Linked DNA regions of Mus musculus: region 1 is linked to region 2. A link is a contact called in ENCODE Hi-C or POLR2A ChIA-PET data. All regions are on one chromosome and are shown on one strand. Each heading gives the region's core, a stretch centred on a gene start or an enhancer-like site at or near the end of the contact. The rest is flanking DNA. Distances are from core to core; before and after follow the strand shown. Region 1 holds the start of Polr2b (polymerase (RNA) II (DNA directed) polypeptide B). Region 2 holds the start of Rest (RE1-silencing transcription factor).

The links. A loop is a pair of places that touch in the nucleus more often than their neighbours do. ChIA-PET counts read pairs that join two places held with the same protein, here RNA polymerase II (POLR2A).
Region 1: a map of left cerebral cortex shows a loop between it and region 2 (7-fold over the local background). The contact joins the promoter of Polr2b here to the promoter of Rest in region 2. A Hi-C loop is called at or near these places in 11 of 37 maps with a recorded cell type or tissue (CH12.LX, T-helper 2 cell, adrenal gland and 4 more). POLR2A ChIA-PET finds 5 or more read pairs at or near these places in 3 of 5 experiments (Patski and embryonic stem cell).

Annotation. Positions count from the first base shown.
Region 1 is chr5:77,309,171-77,312,201 of GRCm38, reverse strand. It overlaps Polr2b (polymerase (RNA) II (DNA directed) polypeptide B), which reads right to left and starts at 1,718. Exons shown (of 25, transcript NM_153798.2): 1 at 1,572-1,718. The coding sequence starts at 1,590. Noa1 (nitric oxide associated 1) reads left to right here and starts at 2,116. Exons shown (of 7, transcript NM_019836.3): 1 at 2,116-3,031. The coding sequence starts at 2,146.
Region 2 is chr5:77,264,240-77,267,176 of GRCm38, reverse strand. It overlaps Rest (RE1-silencing transcription factor), which reads right to left and starts at 1,683. Exons shown (of 4, transcript NM_011263.2): 1 at 1,389-1,683.

The sequences.
Region 1 (3,031 bases), core at 469-2,968, 45 kb before region 2:
CTGTCACTAAAAAGCTTCTAATACTTTCCCAATGCTCGCTGATAATGCCAAACTGTAAGAGCCACTTACAGACATTCCAGTCAGAAATCCCACAGATTTTCTCAAGGTTTACTTTTATTTTATGCATATGATCTTTATGCCTACATGCACGCATGGGCTCCGGATATGTACTATTGGATCTCCTAGATTCATGCACAGCACGTTCTGGGAACCAAACCCAAGTCCTCTGCAAGAATGAGCGACAAGTACTCTTAACTGCTGAGCCATCTCTCCAGCCCCCTTGATTCAGAAACTCTGAAAGAGAGTCAACTCATGCCCACCATGCCCTGTACAGCTTTCCAAATAGTATGACCTTCCCCCACCCCCTCCATGCCTAAGACTGACTGCAGAGCATGGCCCACACTAGGCAGTACGAGCACCAGGCTACATCTCCAGTCCAGTAAGAAAGCTTCGTTTGAGCATCACGCTCCTGTTAAAAGTATCTGAAGAGTGAAATATGCTCTACAGAAATATATAGTCTGAGGGCCATGAACCTGAATTCAAACTCCAGGACCTCTATGGTACACCCCATGAGTGCGCCCACATTCATACATATGCACAAAATAAATAAATGTCATATGGTTTTAAAGCTCCTAAATTTCCTTCAAGTAAGAATAACTTTAAAAAGAATATAACGATTCTAATAGATTCTAATGAGGTATGAATGGGTCTGAGACATTGAAGCAATTTTAAAAGTTAAAGCGTTTGCTTCTATTGTTTCCATGAGAAAAGGGGGAGGGAGGGGAATGCATAGGACAGCCACAAAGTTGGGAGCTGGAATAAAATGATTTTTGATCAGAGAAAAGGGAGCTTAAAAAAAACACACACACAACATGAAAATAAAATGGGTAGGACTAAGAAGTGTTCATACAAAAAGTAAAAAGCCATTTTGTCCTCGTGAAAATGGAAAACATACCATCCTAGAACTGTCATCTCGTGGGAAGTGACCGCTTAAGGCCATCTTTTAAGGCAGTTTACTTAAACTGAAGACAGTGTGAAGGAATGTCAACCCAGAACCCGTTCTTTGTCCCTAATACGTCCAGAGTTTAACAATGTCTAACACAAGGACGTGGTCAAAAATTGAGCTTCCTGGGCCTAGAAATATGGCTCAGAAGCAGAGTATGTGCAGACAGGCCCTGGGTTCAATTCCCTGTGCCGTTTAATAATAATAATAATAATAATAATAATAATAATAGCTATTCAATAAGTCGACTGAAATGATAAATGAAATCAATCAACATCAAACAACTAAATGTTAGTTAATAAGCTACGCTATGTCGATTCTGGAAGGTGGTTACAGATTTAACGGGAGGCCGTGTAGGGAGCAATCAAGCCGACCCAGGAACGTGAACCCCGAGCCTGCACCGCTAGCAAAGCCCACTTCGTTCCCGGGCTAAATCGTAGGAACCAGGCTGCCGGGAGCCCGCGCGCCACGGACGGGATGCGGCGGCTGGCGCTGATCCCTGCTGCAGGTCCCCCGCCGTCCCGCCTAAGGGGCTATAGCGTGAAGCGTGCCTCAAGCGGTCACTTACCCTCGTCGGCGTCATACATCTTGGCCAAAGGTTTCTGGAGCTCTTACTCGGAATCGCAAAGCTGGAGACGGGAAGCGCGGCGGCAAACTCAAGAGTGCGATACCAAGCAATGTCCGTCTCCGACGTTCCCAGAATCCTCGGCGTCTCAGCGAGGGGGCGGGGTGTGAGGCTTGCGCCTGCGCAGACGACTGGCAAAGGGTCTGGCTGGACTTGAACTACGCATGCGCGAGTGATGACTAGCTGGCTGCCGCTGAGGACAGACGGCTCCTTAGCCAGAAGTTAGGTTACGCTAATGAAAGTTTCTTGCTGCGTGTTTTGATTTGTTTGAAGATTTATGAAAGAAATGGCTCCGCGTGTGGACTGAGCACTGGAGAACCTTCTGCTCACCCAGCTCTATCGAGTCCGTGCCTTTGCACGTCTGCCTGAACTCTCGAGTTTCAGAGCTGTCATCGCGAGAGTGCGAGAATCGGCCGCACTGTTGGACAGTTCCCTCTCGTCTAGTCGCTGGGGGAGGAACTTCTCGGACGCGAGCGCGCGTGCGCGCGCGAGGCCCCGCCCTCCTCGCGCTGTCCACATGCTGCCCGCGCGCCTGGCTTGCGGGCTGCTCTGCGGGCTCCGGCGGGGCCCCGCGCCGGCCGCTGCGTGCTACGGCCCAGCACGGTGGCTTCTGGAGGGGAAGTGTGAGGTCCCCATCCGCCAGCGTGCATCATCCTTGGGCCGTCGGGTTCCCCCGAGCTCCACGGCGACCGAGGACTATGCAGAAGGCCCGGACACGGAGGAACGCTTTCTGTTCCCGGAGTACGTCCCGGAGCGGACCCCGGAGGAACAAGTGCGGGAGTTGCAGGAGCTGCGGGAGTTGCAGCAGCTGCAGCAGGAGAAGGAACGAGAGAGATTGCAGCAGCGGGAGGAGCGGCTTCAGCAGAAGCTGCGGGCGGGCTTCCGGACGCTGCCTGTCCCGGAGTTTCCAGACGCCTCGGTGCCGCCCAGCGGCATCTACTGCTCGGGCTGCGGAGCCGAGCTGCACTGCCAGCATCCCGGCCTGCCGGGCTACCTGCCGGAGGAGAAGTTCCGCGACGCTGCCCAGGCGGAAGGCGGCCCGGCGCGGACCGTGTGCCAACGCTGCTGGCTGCTGGTGCACCACGGACGAGCCCTGCGCCTGCAGGTAAGCCGCGATCAGTACCTGGAGCTTGTGAGCGCAGCGCTGCGGCGTCCCGGGCCGGCTCTGGTGCTCTATATGGTGAATCTTCTAGACCTGCCGGACGCCCTGCTGCCCGACCTGCCCAAGCTGGTGGGCCCCAAGCAACTCATCGTGCTGGGGAACAAAGTGGACCTGCTGCCCCAGGACGCTCCCGGCTACTTGAAGCGGCTGCGGAAGCGGCTGTGGGACGATTGCATCCGCGCCGGGCTCGTGGTGGCTCCTGGTCATCAAGGACCACAGTACCCTGCCGGGGATGAGCCAC
Region 2 (2,937 bases), core at 434-2,933:
CAACTTAGCCGCATTGTGCTTGACTTGGCCTACTTGCCTAGGGGAAGCCATTACAGATCACCTTCTTGAAAACAAGTTGAGTTTCTAAATGGTCTCAACCTCCAGCCTCAAAGGTACCAGTCTCAGAACTCAGTGTGCCTCTTGCAAATTATTAAAGGCAAGATATGCAAAGAATAAAAAAAGTACTAAAAGACAAACTAAAAACCGAAAATACTAAAAGCGGGCCGCTTCACCTAGAGTCTAAAACACAAGCTCGCCCGCTCACTCGCTCGCTCAGTTACATGCCCCAACAAAAAGTTGAGCCCGAATGCCATCACAGGAAACGGCTCTCCCCTAGTTCAACAGCCCCACGGATTCCACAACGGACCTCAACATCCACTCTAAAGCTTCCCCCACGCACCTCGGCAGCCACACTCCCAAGGAAATCTCCACGTCTCTCGGGCAGACTGTGCTAAGCACAGCCCGAGAGCAACGTGTTGCACCGAATTCCTATGTGCCGCTGCCACCAGCGCCGGCCTCGGCGGCGGCATTCCTAACTGAAATAGGCATTCGGCCATTTTCTCAAAATACCAAACACAAAGCAGCTCTTTGCAAACTTGGGCCCTCTTGCTTCCTCTCCGCCACCAACCCGCGGGCGGTGCCTGGGCTCGGACCTCACGCGCTGCCCACCACCCTAGAGGCGCCTCCCCGGCCGGCCGCGGCCCCGCAGCCCCCTCCCCCGCCGCCCGCCACTAGCCCGGCCGGGACTGGGCGGAAAAGTTACCTCGCTACCCGCGTCCGATCGGGCCTGTACCGGGGCTCCGCGGCGCCCTCCCGAGGCTGTCGGCCCCCGGTCGCTGCGAGGGGCCCCACGCGGGCCGCCACCGCCGCCCCCGTGGCCCGGAAGTTTGCGAACTTCGCTCCCCCGCTGCGCAGAGCCAGCGCGGGCCGCAGAAATCGCTGTCCAGCCTGCCGCCGGCGCCGCCCGTGCCCCGGGCTGAGTCAAGCGGGGCGGCCGCCTTCCGGCCCTGCTACGACTGGGGGGGAGGGGGCGGCGAGCCTGGGACGCCGGCGGGGCCGGGGGCGTTGGGCCCGAGGCGGAGGGAGGGCGGAGGGGGGAAGTTTCAGGACCGCGGTCACCAGCAGCGGCGCTCCGGCCTCCGTGGCCCCGGATCTCAGCGCCGTGCGGAAGGGCCTCCCCGTGCTCCGCTGGGGGCCGATGCCCACGCCGCTCCGCACCAGCCCCCGGCCCAGCCCGTGACTCGCTCCGTAACTCGATCCCGCCCCCGCCCGGCCGCCGCGCCGCCCGAGCCACAGTATCTGCAAATCAGCCCTGGACAGCGCCTCGCGCCGCTCCGCGCCTGCCCGCCGCCCTCCCCCGTCGCTCTCCTCGCTCCGCCGCGTCCTACCCTCTGAACTGTGCGCCCACGGTCCGCCACCCCCGCGTCGCCGCCGCTCCAACTCCTTTTCTTTGTTGCTGGACTTTCGGGGGAGGGGAGGGGAGGGAGAGCGGGGAAAAGTTGGGCGTCGAGGCCCTCGAGATCCCGGGGTGCGATCGCGGAGCGGGATCAGACCGCCGGCCCTGGTTCTGCCGTCGCTGCGGTCCCGGCCGCCCGGGTCTGGGGCCCGCGGCCTCGGCGGCGCTCCTCGGTCTTCTGCTGCTGCGCCGCGAGCTCGCGGGAGCCGCACATTCCAGCACAGGACGCTGCGCCGCGCACCCGGCCCGCGCCGTCGCCGCCCGCCCGCCCGCCGGACACGCCCCCTCGCCGTCCGCGCGCGCCCGCCGACACGCCCCCTTCCCCGCCCGCGCGCGTGGCCGCCGAGCGCGCCCCGCCCCTCGGTCCCGAGGCTCGAAGTGGACTCCTGGCCTGCCTGGGGGCGCGCCTCGGGGGAAACTTACCTAATCCGCCCGGCCCCCGACTCCCGCCTTAGGCTCATTAAAGGGGCGGAACCTACTCCCTGAGCTTCTTTCTTTTATAAACAAATAGCAGAAGTTAGCCCCAGCCTTACCCGGGCGTGCACGAGAATTGGGGTTGTTGGAGGAAAAAACGTGCAGGCATTGACCGCCCTCTTGAGAAGTATTGTCACTGGCCTCTTAAGTAAGGCTGAAGCCTCGAAAAATACTGTTCAGGCCTGGCGTGTGGGCTCTCGCCGTTAATCCCAACACTCAGAATGCTGTTGAGACTGGAGGATCAAGAGTTAAAGGCCGGAGTTCAAGATCAACCTGGGCTACTTAGGGACACTAGTGCAAGAAATTAAAAAACAATACAAAACCCGAAAATCGGCCCTGGCTGCACAAGTCTGTAATCCTACTTGAAAGGCGTGAGCACCAGGAGATCCAGGTCATTGACTTGACAAATTGGGGGGCCCGGGGGTGGGGGATTGCTCTTGTCTGCAATCAGACTCAGAATTCAGTAGACAGAGGCAGGAGGATTGCTGAGAGCTTAAAGCTTTAGTGTGCTATGTAAGAATTTTCAGGCCAGCCATAGCTACAAAGTGAGACCTTTCTCAATCAAAGAAACAAAATCTAAGTGCCTGCCTACACAGATCTTTATGCTTAACTGTAATTTTAAGCTTCATGAGGTCAAAATGCTTTCACATTGCAAACTCTTAACCAGGAGAAAATCAGTCCTTGTGGGGGTTGAGACAAAGCCAAGTCCAGTTCAGTACCTGACGTCTTATAATGGGGACAGGGAGTCTCAGGTCCTGTCCCTTCTCACCTGAAATGCTTTTTTAGCCTGCTTTTAATGTCTTCCTGGAAGTGGGCCTTGTAGCCTTTAATTTGTAGTTAGTGAACTACCAGCTAGAGTTTAAAGCTCTCGGCCGCCTTCAGGGCCCGGCATTTCCGGATCTAAATGTGTGAACCTCTCGTTGGCATTACTACAGAGGTAGCAGCAGGTGGGTGCTAAGAGGCTGGAAGCAGAGCTTCAGGTTTCTCTGACATTTTCCTTTACCTCT